Linked DNA regions of Homo sapiens: all the other regions are linked to region 1. A link is a loop called in an ENCODE intact Hi-C map of the cell type or tissue named here. Cell type or tissue: PC-9. All regions are shown on one strand.

Region 1 (5,000 bases):
TCAACCCCAGTATTTTCATTTGGTGCTTCTTTATCATTTCTACCTCCTTATTAATATTGTATATTTGATCGGTCATTGTCATTCCACTTTCCTTTAATTCTTTAAACTTGATTTTATTTACTTCTTTAAATATACTCAAAATAGCAGTTTAGAAGTATTTGCTACATGCAACATGTAGGCCCACTAGGAAACAGTCTCTACTGTTTTTGTGTGTATGGGTCCCTCTTTCCTGTTTCTTTGCAGGTCTCATAATTTGTTGTTGAAAAACTGGACGTTCTAGGTAACATACCGTAGCAACTGTGGGCTCTGATCTCCTTCCCCACCCAACCAGGGCGGACGGTTGTTGCTGTTTGCTTGTTTGTTTGTTGTTTGTTTAGTGACCCACCTGGACTGATTCTGTGATGTCTGTTTGTCTCACAGCATGTAACCACTGAGATATCTGCTTAGAGTTTTTTTCTTGTTTTTATTTTTATTTATTTTTTTGAGACAGAGTCTCGCCGTGTCGCCCAGGCTGGAGTGCAATGGTGTGATCTCGGCCCACTGCAACCTCCGCCTTCCAGGTTCAAACGATTCTCCTGCCTCAGCCTCCTGAGTAGCTGAGATTACAGGTGCCTGCCACCATGCACAGCTAATTTTTGTATTTTAGTAGAGACAGGGTTTCACCATGTTGGCGAGGCTGGTCTCGAACTCCTGACCTCATGATCCGCCCACATCAGCCTCCCAAAGTGCTGGGATTACAGGCGTGAGCCACAGTGCCCGGCTTCTTGTTTTTAAGCCTGGCTTCCTAGATCGGCATAGCTTAATGGCCAGAAGTTGAGCCACACCTTGTGCCGCGAAGGCTTTACCTTTTGTCAGTGGATCTCTGTGTGGCTTGGAGAATTCATTCAAAGTTCCAGATTTTTATGAGTCTCCAGTCTGTCCTGAATGTGAATGTGTATGCAGCCTTGTGCATACCTTCTAGACCACCAGACACATGTGGCAGCTTTTCAAGACCCTCTTTAGTTGTATCATTACCTGGATTTCCATGTTAAATTTTTGGCAGGCCTGTTGGCCTATTGCTTGTCCTAACCAGTACTGCAACCTCAAGCTAGCTGCAATTTTGGTCTTCCATGATTGTCACTGAGATAACTCTTGTTTTCAACAACCCTGGGCATGGAAGTAAAGTCAGTCACCCTCTGCTGCCACGCCATTCCCTCCCACAAGCCCCACCCACCTGGATAGAACTTCCTTACCACAACCGCAGAGCTGGAGGTGAAGGGGCAATGCTAAAACACTACAGACTTCCACTGTTCTTTCTGAGAACCAATAGACTTTCTTTTTTTTTTTTTTAGACGGAGTCTTGCTCTGTTACCCAGGCTGGAGTGCAGTGGCGCGATCTCAGCTCACTGCAACCTCCGCCTCCCTGGTTTCAAGGGATTCTCCTGCCTCAGCCACCCGAGTAGCTGGGACTACAGGCTCGCGCCACCACGCCCTGCTGATTTTTTGTATTTTTAGTAGAGACGGGGTTTTACCGTGTTAGCCAGGATGGTCTCAATCTCCTGACCTGCCCGCCTTGGCCTCCCAAAGTGCTGGGATTACAGGCGTGAGCCCACGCCCGACCACGGATGGACTTTCTTAAATTAACCCTTCTCAATCTGTTGTATGGCTTTGGTCAAATTTCCAGTCTTTAAATGACTGTCTTTGGCAATTTTGTCTGGCTTCATAATTGTTTTGGGAAAAGAGGATTTGCTGAGATCTGCACTCAGCCATTCCACAAGTCCTGCCCACTTGCAGCAATGAGTTTTTGTGGGCACAAAGCAAACAGTATACACTACAATATTTCATGGAAGGAACTGAGGCCAAGAGAGAGGAAGTGCTTTGTCTAAAGTCCCACAGCAAGTCCATGGTCGAGCTAGGACCAGAACTACTCCCTTGCCCCTGCCAACAAACCAACTCTTTCTTCTGCCTTAAAGGGAAAATGTAATGGCAGCCACATATCCACTAGAGGGCTCCCCATACCAGGCTTCTCACCCAGAAAGCAGAATGATATTGCAGGAGACTTCAAACTGGACTTCATTTTCTTTTGCCATAAGCCCAGGGAAAGCAGTAGGGATATCCCCCACCATAAATCCCGGAAGCCGGTAGTATACAGAAGAGGTTGAGTGCTACGAGTTGGGAAGACAGCATGTGAGTGATGTAGATGGATACAGAGGAGCAGAAAGCAGCCAAGAGAGTAAGTGAAGAAAGGCAAAGTGGAGGAGAGCTCTTTCTCGTCCTTTGAAGAAGACTAAAAAGGAACAATAGCAAATAGTATTTTCTTTGTGATTCAGATAGTAATAAGACTATATTGCTTTAAGCAGATGCCTCTGTCTTCATAAATGGCAAAGGATCAGAGAAACTGTTTTAAAATGTTCATAAGAAAGTCTGAAGTTTAAATATTTTGAAGCTCATTTTAAAAAATCAAGTCAGGTTCAACATTTGCATGTGCAGATGCAGGTAAACAGTTAAATTGCCTTTAATTTATAATTTAGGTATATACAGATTTTTGATTCATAGATTGTCTAATTATTTTTTCCTTTCAGACATAGGTAAATGAGAGAGGAAGAGAAGTTATTTAGCCTAATTTCTTTATATGAACATATGTGCTAAGCTGAGGCCATTTCTGCTATTATACACACATGACACAGGAGACCCCATAGGCCCATCCTCACTGTTACAGTAATCTAAGGACCATTACTATCTAAGTCCTGACACTGGTCAGGAAGAAAAACAGAAATGCCCATGGACAAAAGATGAACAAGAAGTGAAGAACAGGCGCCAGAGCTCAAATCAATCCAACTCAGGCTATTATTTCTGGCATTGATCAGGGTGAAGGAAATGGCAGTAACAGTAAGATTATGGGACAGGTTTTTCTGAGTCACTCCAGAGGGAAAGCCACTTGACACGTTATGTTACTCTTGAACTAACCCCTGATTCCATCTCACTCTACCTGACCACAGACCCCAATACCTTAGAGTCCTAACCAATGCCTTTCACCCACCATCCACCATATCTAGTGGAGGGCAGGGCTCTCAGAGTCGGCCAAGCCAGCTGGACGGTCACGTCTGTTCTTTGTAGGAACATGCGGTCCGTTCTTCACCATCCCTCCACCTTGGACATATTTCCCCACCAACCAAATAGCCAGTTACTTCCCACTCAACATGGCTAGGTCATTCCCTATGACAACAAACAAGCAATCAATCAAATCCTTGTTGTTGTTTCCTGGAAAACTGACAGCAAGAAGATAACCCAATTCATTGTGAGGCCAATCTAAGCCAGAAGAAAGCTCAGAAAACCCAAGTTCTGTTCATCAAGGATGTCGAACAAGCTTTGTGGTACAGAAAACAGAAGGCTCAGGGATTGGAGAAGGAAAGAGGAGGGAATTTTGGAATTTTAAGTATTTTCTTTTGCATTTTAATACTCTCTCATCTGCAATATTGCCACTGGATGAGGTAGTAAGGTATAAAACTAAATGGGATTCACAGAGACTTAACAGTTATCCACTCTCTTGTTAAATTTCCTCCCACTGTAAATCGATTATATTGAGTATTGATTCTCAGCCTTGGTTACAAATTGAAATCGCCTGTGGAGCTTTAAAAAGTTCAGATTGGTCTGGAGTATAGCCTGGGTGCCAGAGTTTTAAAAGCTCCTTAGGTGAGTTTAAGGTGCAGCCAAGGTTGCGGTTATACTGGGGTCTTTTCTACAGTCCCATCCTTCCCTTTTTCTTTTCTTTAACATCTCTCCAGCATTTCATGAAGTTCTGCTAACTTCATGAGCCACAGAGTAGCTGTCTGTATGCTACAGAGCCGCCTCCAATCCCAGTTGATGCTGGTACCTTCAATTCTAGGTGAAGATTTTGCTGCCCTGTTTGCCTTTGTGTGATTGGATTAATTCGAAAGCCTTGTCTTCAAGCTCTTTCTTTTATTAATACTTGTTCAGTTCTATTTCCCATGCATTTTGTATATCTCTAAGTGTGTCTTTCATTTCCATAAGTTGTGCTTTTAATTTATAATTTCTATTTTTCTGGAGCATTTTTCATCCATATGCTGTATTGTCTTAAAAAATTGCTTTAACTTGGTTTTCACCTTTCTCTGGTATCTCCTTGAATAGCTTAATAATCAACCTTCTGGGCTGGGTGTGGTGGCTCACGCCTATAATCCCAGCACTGTGGGAGGCTGAGGCAGGTGGATCACCTGAGCTCAGGCGTTCAAGACCAGCCTGGCCAATATGGCAAAACCCCTCCTCTACTAAAACTACAAAAATTAGTGAGACATGGTGGCACATGCCTGTAATCCCAGCAACTGGGGAGGCTGAGGCAGGAGAATCACTTGAACCTGGGAGATGGAGGTTGCAGTGAGCCAAGATCGTGCCATTGCACTCCAGCCTGGGTGACAGAGCAAGACTCCATCTCAAAAATAATAATAATAATAATAATCAACCTTCTGAATTCTGTTTGTCCCTTTAGAATAAATGTTCATTTCAAAGCTCCCCGTACATCTGCACAGGCTGGCAACCCAGCTCTGGCCCTTCTCCCGGAAACAGGTGCCCACTTAGAGAAACTCCTATTTTCTAAGGCCTCCTATCTGACAAAGAAAAAAATAATCATAGCAAAGACTTGGAACCAACCCAAATGTCCAACAATGATAGACTGGATTAAGAAAATGTGGCACATATACACCATGGAATACTATGCAGCCATAAAAAATGATGAGTTCATGTCCTTTGTAGGGACATGGATGAAGCTGGAAACCATCATTCTCAGCAAACTATCGCAAGGACAAAAAACCAAACACCGCATGTTCTCACTCATAGGTGGGAACTGAACAATGAGAACACATGGACACAGGAAGGGGAACATCACACACCAGGGACTGTTGTGGGGTAGGGGGAGCGGGGAGGGATAGAATTAGGAGACATACCTAATGCTAAATGATGAGTTAATAGGTGCAGCGCACCAACATGGCACATGTATACATATGTAA
Region 2 (5,000 bases), 88 kb after region 1:
CCTCCAGCCTCCAGCCTCCAGCAACCCAGTTCCCCTTTCTAGAGGCAATGTTATCTTTCTATGTACATGCCAGGAATATCTTGGGCTACATATAATTTTAATGGGCTTTGGCCGGGCACAGTGGCTGATGCCTGTAATCCCAGCACTTTTGGAGGCCAAGGTGGGTGAATCACTTGGGTCAGAAGTTCGAGACCAGCCTAGCCAACATGGCAAAACCCCGTCTCTACTAAAAATACAAAAATTAGCTGGGCTTGGTGGCGCACGCCTGTAGTCCAGCTGCTCGGGAAGCTGAGGCAGGAGAATCTATTGAACCTGGGATGCAGAGGTTGCAGTGAGCCAAGATCACGCCACTGCCCTCCAGCCTGGGTTACAGAGTGAGACTATGTCTCAGAAATAAATAAATAAATAAATAAAGGATTTTATTAAATCTTATATCCATATAGAAGAATAATTGCAACATAAGTATAAAACACTAGAAATAATAACAAAACAGGTACCAATAAACCTAGTTGAAGAAATAGAAAATAACCAATTTCTTAAATAAGCCCTGTGTCCCACAAAAACCTGTCCACAGATGTTCATAGCAGCCGTGGTGGTTAATTTGTTGTGTCAATCCGACAGGGCCATGGGGTGCCCAGATGCTGTGTGATGTCTGGGCATGTCTGTTGAGGTGCTTCCAGATGAGATCAGCATTTGAATTGGTGGAATGGGTGAAGCAGATGACCCTCCCTTATGTGAGTGGGGAGCATCAATCTGTTGAGGGCTTGATTAGAACAAAGCTAGAGGAATGAGAAATTCGTCCCCTTTTCGTCTGCCTCACTACTTGTGTTGAGATAGCTCACCTCATCTTCTGCCCTCATACTGGGATTTACTCTATCGGCTCCCTGGATTCCCAGGTCTTTTGACGCAGACGGAATGATACCACTGCCTTTCCTGAGTCTCCAGGGTCTCTAGCCTGCAAACAGCAGATGGTGGGACTTCTCAGCCTCTGTGATTGCTGCAGCAGCTAATTTTTTGTAAGAAATCTTGATGGGGCCGGGCATGGTGGCTCACGCCTGTAATCCCAGCACTTTGGGAGGCCGAGGCGGGCGGATCACGAGGTCAGGAGATTGAGACCATCCTGGCTAACTCGGTGAAACCCCGTCTCTACTAAAAAATACAAAAAAAAACAATTAGCTGGGCGTGGTGGTGGGCACCTGTAGTCCCACCTACTCCGGAAGCTGAGGCAGGAGAACTGCATGAACCCGGGAGGCGGGGCTTGAAGTGAGCCAAGATGGCGCCACTGCACTCCAGCAGAGGTGACAGAGCGAGACTCCATCTCAAAAAAAAAAAAAAAAGAAATCTTGATGGATAGATAACCTCCCATTGGTTCTGTTTCTCTGAAGAACCCTGACTAATACTCAGCATTATTCATAATTGCCAAAAGGTGACACCCAAGTGTTCATCAACTGACGAATAAATGACGAAATGTGGTATATTCGTATGATGTGATATTATTCAGCCATAAAAAGGAAGTACTGATACATGCTAAAATATAGAGGAAGCTTGAAAACATGATAAGTGAAAGAAGCTGGTCACAAAAGCCATATAGTATATGATTCCATTTATTTGAACTGTCAAGAATGGGAAAACACACAGAGACATAAAGCAAATTCATGATTGTAATGATTATTTAGGGATGGAAGGGCTAGGGGATTCAGGTTGTGTTTCTTTTTAGGTGATGAGAAGGTTTTAAAGTTGATTGTGGTAATAGTTTCATGACTGTGAACATGCTAAAGGGCATCGAATTATATACTTTAGTAAGTGAACTATATGGTACTGAGGCAGGATAGATAGTCAAGGAGATGACCACGTCCTTGGGACATGGCAACCACACTGTCAACAGCACAATGAGCCCTGTAACCATGTTCATTGGGACATAGCAACCGCACCAACAACACAACAAACCTCAGCACTCACATTGTAATCAAGCTCATCCAAGCAGAACTACCTTCACTGGGGACTTTCCCCTGTAGAGAGCATGTGCATTTTCACTTTGCTTGTCCTCAGAATGACCCTTTGCTCATTATAATAGTAAAAAACACACCCCTGGGTAGAGATTTAAGACGGCAATGAGACATGCAATGTATGAACAAGCATGTACAGCAACTGCTCATGTGCACCCAGAGGACCACCCAGAACATGATTACTAGGAACACACCTCTTCCCACCCACTATGAATAATCACATAAGACTCTCATAAAGGGAGTTCCCTCAGAGCCAGTCTTTGCTGACTCACTCTTGATCAGCCCACTCTGACTTATCTTTCAGAGTGTACCTTTCAGAGTGTATCTTTCAGAGTTTTATCTTTGCACTAAATTACTTTCAGCTGTTTCTTTTTACACTCAGCTTTCAGAGTGTTCTTTCTCTTTTGCAATACATTGCTTTCTGTTGTTCCTCTATGGTTGTGTCTCTTGTTAAAATTATTTTAACCAAGAAGACAAGAACAGAGGTCTCACAATCACCGTCAACAGTATGTAAATTATACCTCAGTGAAGCTATTACCAAAAAAATTAACCCTGTGTTCCTCTTCCTCCTAATGCAGTTGTAGCCACTCTCCTGAATTTTGTCTCTATTGTCCTATTGATTTTTAAATTTTTTTATAAACACATCCCTTAATAATATATAAATGTAATCCTTAACAATATACATTTAGTTTATAATTTTTAAAGTTTGTAAAAGTAGAATCAAACATCAAGCATTCCATAACAATATTTTTGGTTCAATATTAGGTTTCATACCCATGTTGATTGGCCATAGCTATTCATTCATTTGCATGGTACTCCCATGTGGCAAATGGGAATGTGCCACAGTTTACTTATCCTGACTCCTGTCAACAATCACTGGAGGTTGTATATAGTCCATTCTCACACTGCTATGAAGAAATACCCAAGACTGGGTAATTTATAAAGGAAAGAGGTTTAATTGACCCACACTTCCACATTGCTGGGGGGCCTCAGGAAACTTACAGTCATGACAGAAGGCAAAGGAGAAGCAGGCACCTTCTTCACAGGGCAGCAGGATGGAGTGAGTGCAAGCAGGGGAAATGCCAGATTCTTATAAAACCACCAGATTGGCCGGGTGCGGTGGCTCACGCCTGTAATCCCAGCACTTTGGGAGGCCGAGGCAGGCGGATCACGAGGTCAAGAGATCAAGACCATCCTGACCCACATAGTGAAACCCCATCTCTACTAAAAATACAAAAATTAGCTGGGTTTGGTGGTGCAAGTCTGTAGTCCCAGCTACTCAGGAGGCTGAGTCATCAGAATCGCTTGAACCCGGGAGGCGGAGGTTGCAGTGAGCCAAGATCGCACCACTGCACTCTAGCCTGGTGACAGGGCAAGACTCCATCTCAAAAATAAATAAATAAATAAATAAAAATAAGATCTCACAAGATTCACGTACCATCATTAGAACAGCATGGGGGAACCACCCCCACGATCCCATTACCTCCACCTGGTCCTGCCTTTGACACGTGGGAATTACAATTCAAGATGAGATTTTGGGTGGGGACCACCGCCAAACCATATTAGGGGTGTTCCCAGTGTGTCACCATTACTGAACAGGTTACTGTTAATACTCTCCATAGTATGTTTTGATAAACAGATGTTCTTATCTAATGTAATGAAATTTATCTCTTTGTACCTTACTTTTTGTCTTTATTTTTTGTGCTTATGAACTACAGTAAGGTCATAAAGATGTTCTCCTGTATTTGCTTCTAAAAATTGACATTTGGCCAGGCACGGTGGCTCACACCTGTAATCCCAGCACTTTGGGAGGCTGAGGTGGGTGGATCACCTGAGGTCAGGAGTTCAAGACCAGCCTGGCCAACATGGTGAAACCCATCTCTACTAAAAAATACAAAAATTAGCCAGGCGTGGTGGTGCACGCCTGTAATCCCAGCTACTCAGGAGGCTGAGACACAAGAATTGCTTGAACCCAGGGGGCAGAGGTTGCAGTGAGCCAAGATCATGCCACTGCACTCCAGCCTGGGCAACAGAGCGAGACTCTGTCTCAAAAATAAAATAAAAATAAAAATTGACATCTGTCCTTCACATGTAAGTCTGAAATTCTCCCCAAACTGACTTTTTCTGTGCAGTGCAAAGTCCATGTGGTTATATGTGAATACCATTTACTAGTTAGGGATCAACAAACTATAGCCTACAGGCAAATGCAGGCCTTCATCTGTTTTTGTTTTGTTTGTAATAGACACTGGGTGTCACTATGTTGCCCAGTTCAAATAATCCTCCTGCCTCTGCCTCCCAAAGTGCTGGGATTATAGGTGTGAACCACCATGCCTGGTCTCCTTTGCCCGTTTTTGTACAGCCCAGTAGCTAATAATGGTTTCTGCATTTTAAATGGCTGAGAAAAACAAAAAGAAAGCTAATAACTCATGACCCATGAAAATTATATGAAATTTAAATCTCAATGCACATAAAGTTTTATTAGAACATATCCATGATCATTTGTTCACGTACAGTATTGTCTATAGCTGCTCTTACAATACCACAGCAGAGGTGACTAACTACAACAGACACTGTGAACACCACGTAAGGCTGTCTAGCCCTTACCAAAAAAGTTTGCCAATCCCTCAATAGTTCATCCTTTCCCCCCATGATCTGCAGTACTGTCTCTGTTGTAAATTAGAGTTTCATTTATTTGTGGGTCTGTTTTGGAAATTTGGCTCAATCCATTGGCCAATTTAACTATCTCTACACCAAAAATACACTATCTTGATCACAATAATAATTTATAATAAGCCTTAATAATAACACAAGTCTCCCTGCCTGATGTTCCTTCTTTGTTAATGAAATAGCTAACCCTGCCTCTTTACTTTTCCAAATACATTTCAGAATCTGGCTTCCAATTCCAGGAAAGACCTTGTTGGGATTTGGTTTGGAATCACATTGAATCCATAGGTGAGTTTTGAAAGAAACTGACATACTTATGCCATTGAGGCT
Region 3 (5,000 bases), 140 kb after region 1:
CAGAGCAACAAATGAAATGATGCTTATAAAGTGCTGAGCCCTCAGATCACGAGGTCAGGAGATTGAGACCATCCTGGCTAACATGGTGAAACCCCGTCTCTACTAAAAATACAAAAAATTAGCTTGGAATGGTAGCAGCGCCTGTAGTCCCAGCTACTTGGGAGGCTGAGGCAGAATGGTGTGAACCCGGAAGGCGGAGCTTGCAGTGAGCTGAGATCGTGCCACTGCACTCCAGCCTGGGTGACAGAGGGAGACTCCGTCTCAAAAAATAAAATAAAATAAAATAAAATAAAAATAAAGTGCTGAGCCTGACGTCTGGCACGTGGTAAATCCTCACACAACACACGGTGGCTGTTATTAACATGAGAATAGGTATGTGCCCATCAACATCACATGATCTTCACCAGCTTTCTGACAAGGAGACTCAGAGGCAATATAAATACCATAGCTTTATGTGCCTTATCACTCATCAAACAAATTACGGAGCACCCTGAGCCAGGGACTGACTATAAGGTCATCCAAACCCAGGATGGACAGGTTCGGTTTTGAGGCAGCCGGGCTGACTTCTGCCTTTCCTCACCCTCTGCTTCCAGAAGCACCCAGATGTCACCTCCCTTATCTTTTCCTGTTGCTGTGCCAGAAAAAAAGCAAAACAAAACCAAAAAAAAATCATACTGGGAAGGGGGAACAGTACTGAGGGCTATGTATTTTCACTTCTCACACAGTTCTCAAAAGAGGAGCTCTCTAAGAAAGGCCCCGGGACTTACTGAGAAACTGCCCCATGATGCCACACCATCACCAACAAGACGGTCCTTACCCCCCGCACAGAGCAGGTGGACAGGTGGACTGTGATGCCAGGATCCAACTAGTGTCCACCTCCAAAGCTTCCAGGCTTTTCTGCATAGCATGGCTATGAAGCCCCATTCCTCTTGTGATAAGGAGGAAACTATTAATTTTTTTTTTTTTTTGAGACGGAGTCTTGCTATGTCTCCCAGACTAGAGTGTTGGAGTGCAGTGGCATGATCTCAGCTCACTGCAACCTGCGCCTCCCAGGTTCAAGCGATTCTCCTGCCTCAGTCTCCCAAGTAGCTGGGATTACAGGCCCACGCTACCACGCCTAATTTTTGTATTTTTAGTACAGACAGGGTTTTATCATTTTGGCCAGGCTGGTCTCGAATTCCTGAACTCAGATGATCTGCCTGCCTCAGCCTCCCAAAGTGCTGGGATTACAGGCATGAGCCACCATGCCTGGCCAGTTTTTAAGTATTTGTAATCTCTCCATTCTCTGCCTTCTAAGGAGGATAGATGGATCCTCCAGAATCCATTGTTTTGCTGACTCTCTGAGGAGGAATAGCTGAGCAGGTGGGAGAAAATTGCACAGGCTAATTTGCTTTGCAGGCCTAATAGGCCCAATGGGGAATCTGAGCAAGCTGGGTGACACACAGGAAGGCCAGGGCAGGAGAAAGAAAGGGTGCAAGGGTGACGAGAGAAAGTGAACAGGGAAACTGCATTTTGTTTTTTTTTTTTTTTTTTTAGGGAAACTGCATTTAAAGGGAAGCTGTTTGCAATGCTTCTTTGCACACAAGGAACAGAATCCACAAAGTTCACAACAAGGAACAGAAACCACAAATTTCACAACATGACAACATTCAAAATGGGAGTATGTCTCAAGTGCTCCACCAGCCAGCTGAATGCAGGGTTTTCACAGGTGTAAAACATGTGACTATGCCAATTTTGATAGTTTCCTCTGACCAGAAAAATCAGGCTTTTATGAAAGAAACCAAAAGTGAAGTATAACTTCCTTCTGAATCCCCTTTGAAACCCAAGTCCTACTGAAGAGGAAAGAGAACAAATCCCTATTGAAATGCCCTGAAGAGCTTCCACTGCCTAAATGTGCAGCATAACCATCTCTACCTTCTCTTTAAAAAAAACATTCTAGAGGCTGGGCACGGTGGCTCACGCCTGTAATCCCAGCACTTTGGGAGGCTGAGGCGGGCGGATCACAAGGTCAGGAGTTCGAGACCAGCCTGACCAACACGGTGAAACCCCATCTCTACTAAAAATACAAAAATTAGCATGGTGGTGCGTGCCTGTAATTCCAGCTACTCAGGAGGCTGAGGCAAGAGAATCGCTTGAACCCGGGAGGCATAGGTTGCAGTGAGCCGAGATTGAGCCACTGCACTCCAGCCTAGGCACAGAGCGAGACTCTGTCTCAAAAAAAATAAGATAAAAATAAAAATAAAACATTCCAGAAGGCCAGGACTGGTGGCTCACGCCTGTAATCCCAGCACGTTGGGAGGCCAAGGTGGGTGGATCACATGAGGTCAGGAGTTCAAGACCAGCCTGGCCAACATGGCGAAATCCCGCCTCTACCAAAAATACAAAAATTAACTGGGCATGGCAGCGGGCGCCTGTAATCCCAGCTACTCAGGAGACTGAAGCAGGAGAATCGCTTGAACCCGGGAGGCGGAGGTTACAATGAGCCAAGATTGCACCACTGCACTCCAGCCTTGACGACAGAGCAAGACTCAGTCTCAGAGAAACAAACAACAACAACAAAAAAATTCCAGAACCTTTAACCTGGGAAATGTCCAGGTTTTGTGTCTCTTGTTGTTCAATGGCCATTGTTAACTGGAATTGGTTATCTGTAATGGATTATTTGTTTTGGTCTGCCCAGCAGTCTTTCATTTGGTGACTCCATGTGGTTCTGGTGGAGCTGTCAGTCATAGCACGTGGTCATCACTCTGACTACAGACACCTGCACCCTAGGTCTGGCTGGTTATAATGCCTCAGAGGCCAGGCTAGTGTTGACCATGGAAGGAGCATGACTCAAGCCAAACAAATCAGAAGCCTTCTCTGGAATGGAGATATACACACGTGTTTTTTCATAGGTAGCTCAAAAAAAAAAAAAGCCTGTTTCCTCAGGGCACATTAAAGTGGGATGACATAAACCTGGAACCACTGGTGCCTGTCCTCCCCTGGGGCATGGAGGAAACCTATCTGCAACAGCAGATAAATAGGTCACTGAACACTGAAATAAGAGCCCTGTTGACATTTGAGTTCCTCCAGTGCCTGATGTCAGCTTTACCCCTATATGTCCGATTACAAGAAACTTTTTCCCAGTTAACAATTTTTTCCTTCTTTAAGCTAATTAGAGTTGGACTTGTCTTTTGCAAAGTGATATATGATAATCAAAAGCAAGAATGTCAATGCGCCAAAGACAAGCCAGCTTGCTTGACTGCTCCCCATCTATACAGGACCGCATTCGTCACCCTGGTCCTTCCTTCTCCCCAGTTTATGCTGAGAGCGTCTACACATCAGTGTAGATGGTGGCACCCAAGTCCTGAATCTTTGTTTTCACCATACTCTTCACATCATCAGCCTCTGAGTTTGCCCCTTCCCTGCTAAACTGTGATGAACTCAAGGGCAGCACCTGGCAAAGCACCTGACACATGGTAACAACCAGGGATGGATGGTTGGATAGAGAAAGTCTGCTGATCCCACCCAGTGTTTCCAACTTGGGAAGAAATCTTTTTACTGTAGGGCTAAATGGGGTATGTCTAGCTATTTGTCGTATTTGAGAAGTTCAATTCAATCTCCTCACTGTGTCCATCAGTGAAAGAGAAAGCTTTAAGTAGAGATTTACGTTCCCTGCCCCCACCCCTGAAGAGCAACTGTTTAATCAGCTGGCTCCAGATGGGGCAACTAAATGAAAGTGCTACAAATTCAGAGGTCTTCACAAGTCCATGTTACTGTAAATGAAATTTGCGTAATTTTTTTTGAGAGACAGGGTCTTGCTGTTGCCCAGGCTGCAGTACAGTGATGGGACCGTAATTCACTGCTGCCTCCAACTCCTGGGCTCAAGTGATCATCCTGCCTCAGCCTCCAGAGCAGCTAGGACTACAGGTGCGCACCGTCATGCCTGGGTTTGTTTTTTGTTTTTTCCAGAGACGGGGTGGAAGGTGTCTCCATATGTTGCCCAAGCTGGTCTCAAAACTCTTGGGCTCAAGTGATCATCCTGCCTCAGCCTCCCGAGTAGCTAGGACTACAGGTGGGTGCCACTATGCACTTTTATTTTGTAGAGACAGAGGTGGAAAGTGTCTCCATATGTTGCCCAAGCTGGTCTCAAATTCCTGGGCTCAAGCATTTCTCCCACCTCAGCCTCCCAAAGTGCTGATTACAGGAGTGAGCCACGACACCTGGCCCTTGTGCTCACTTTTAAGCAACCCTGCCAACAATAGAGCCTTCTCCAGGACTATGCTAGTAAGACACTTGTTCAGTGTCGTTTTGTAGGACAGAGAAAGCTAACTCAAACCACATTGCCACTATCCCGTCAGAAGTCTTATTCACTTTGCCAAGCCAAACTATTTCACAGAACCTCCCATATTAAAAACACAGAGAAAGAAAACACAGATAACATGGTGTTGTGATCTTTATTCCATTAAATGATCTTACAAATTGGAGTAAAACAGAAACATGCTTTTAATATACTAATAGCATAATCTCATCCCATTGCACTTTTTAAAAACTATATTAAGTTTCAAAGCCACTCAAAGGCAAGGGTCTAGCAGACAGTACTTTTAACAAATCATTTTTTAAAATAAAAAAACCTGAGGAAAATTTGTGTATGTACAAGATTAGTATTAACTCCTTTAAGGCTTACATCCATGACAGCATGTATCTAATTAGAAAGCTATGGGAATCAATGCTACCTTCCCTTGCTCATAAAAACATTTAAACTGTAGTTCTGGCACACGAAATTTGCCCCAAAGAAAAATGTCTTTCAAAGCCCTTCTGTCCCTAGATCTGTTTTGCAAAGTTTCTGATATGGGGTACTTAGGTCACTAATGACAGGAATTAGGATCTTGTCTTCTTTCTTGTTCATTATTTTTATTTGTGGCTTAATGTTTCACCTGTATGTGAAAGATTTGGGGGTTCAAGTCACAGTGCTGAATTTTACTTTTTAAAAGAAAAACTATCAAAAATTGCTTTTAAAAAAT

Evidence for each region. A loop is a pair of places that touch in the nucleus more often than their neighbours do. Peaks named below come from ENCODE experiments on the same cell type or tissue, not always from the same donor. Only the 100,000 strongest peaks of a DNase experiment are listed, where the experiment ranks them.
Region 2: it touches region 1 in a loop (2.5-fold over the local background); 8 of 110 quality-filtered maps call a loop at or near these places.
Region 3: it touches region 1 in a loop (5-fold over the local background); 102 of 110 quality-filtered maps call a loop at or near these places.

The regions. Positions count from the first base shown.
Region 1 is chr11:63,477,011-63,482,010 of GRCh38, forward strand. All of the region lies in intron 3 of PLAAT5 (phospholipase A and acyltransferase 5), which reads right to left. Among named protein-coding and RNA genes, the nearest start is that of PLAAT5, 12 kb to the right of the region's middle. In PC-9, CTCF peaks have their summits at 1,984 (motif pointing right) and 2,189; a DNase peak (open chromatin) is centred at 2,021.
Region 2 is chr11:63,565,285-63,570,284 of GRCh38, forward strand. No RefSeq gene overlaps it. Among named protein-coding and RNA genes, the nearest start is that of PLAAT2, 4.4 kb to the left of the region's middle. RefSeq lists a cis regulatory region at 1,901-2,428 and enhancers at 2,221-2,270, 2,281-2,370. In PC-9, no CTCF peak of the experiment used is centred here; DNase peaks (open chromatin) are centred at 2,247 and 2,887; H3K4me3 peaks cover 1,088 bases; H3K27ac peaks cover 4,658 bases.
Region 3 is chr11:63,619,668-63,624,667 of GRCh38, forward strand. ATL3 (atlastin GTPase 3) reads right to left here. Exons shown (of 13, transcript NM_015459.5): 13 at 4,420-5,000. The region is part of intron 1 of LNCROPM (lncRNA regulator of PLAAT3 mediated phospholipid metabolism); the gene reads left to right. Among named protein-coding and RNA genes, the nearest start is that of LNCROPM, 5.9 kb to the left of the region's middle. In PC-9, no CTCF peak of the experiment used is centred here; a DNase peak (open chromatin) is centred at 2,934.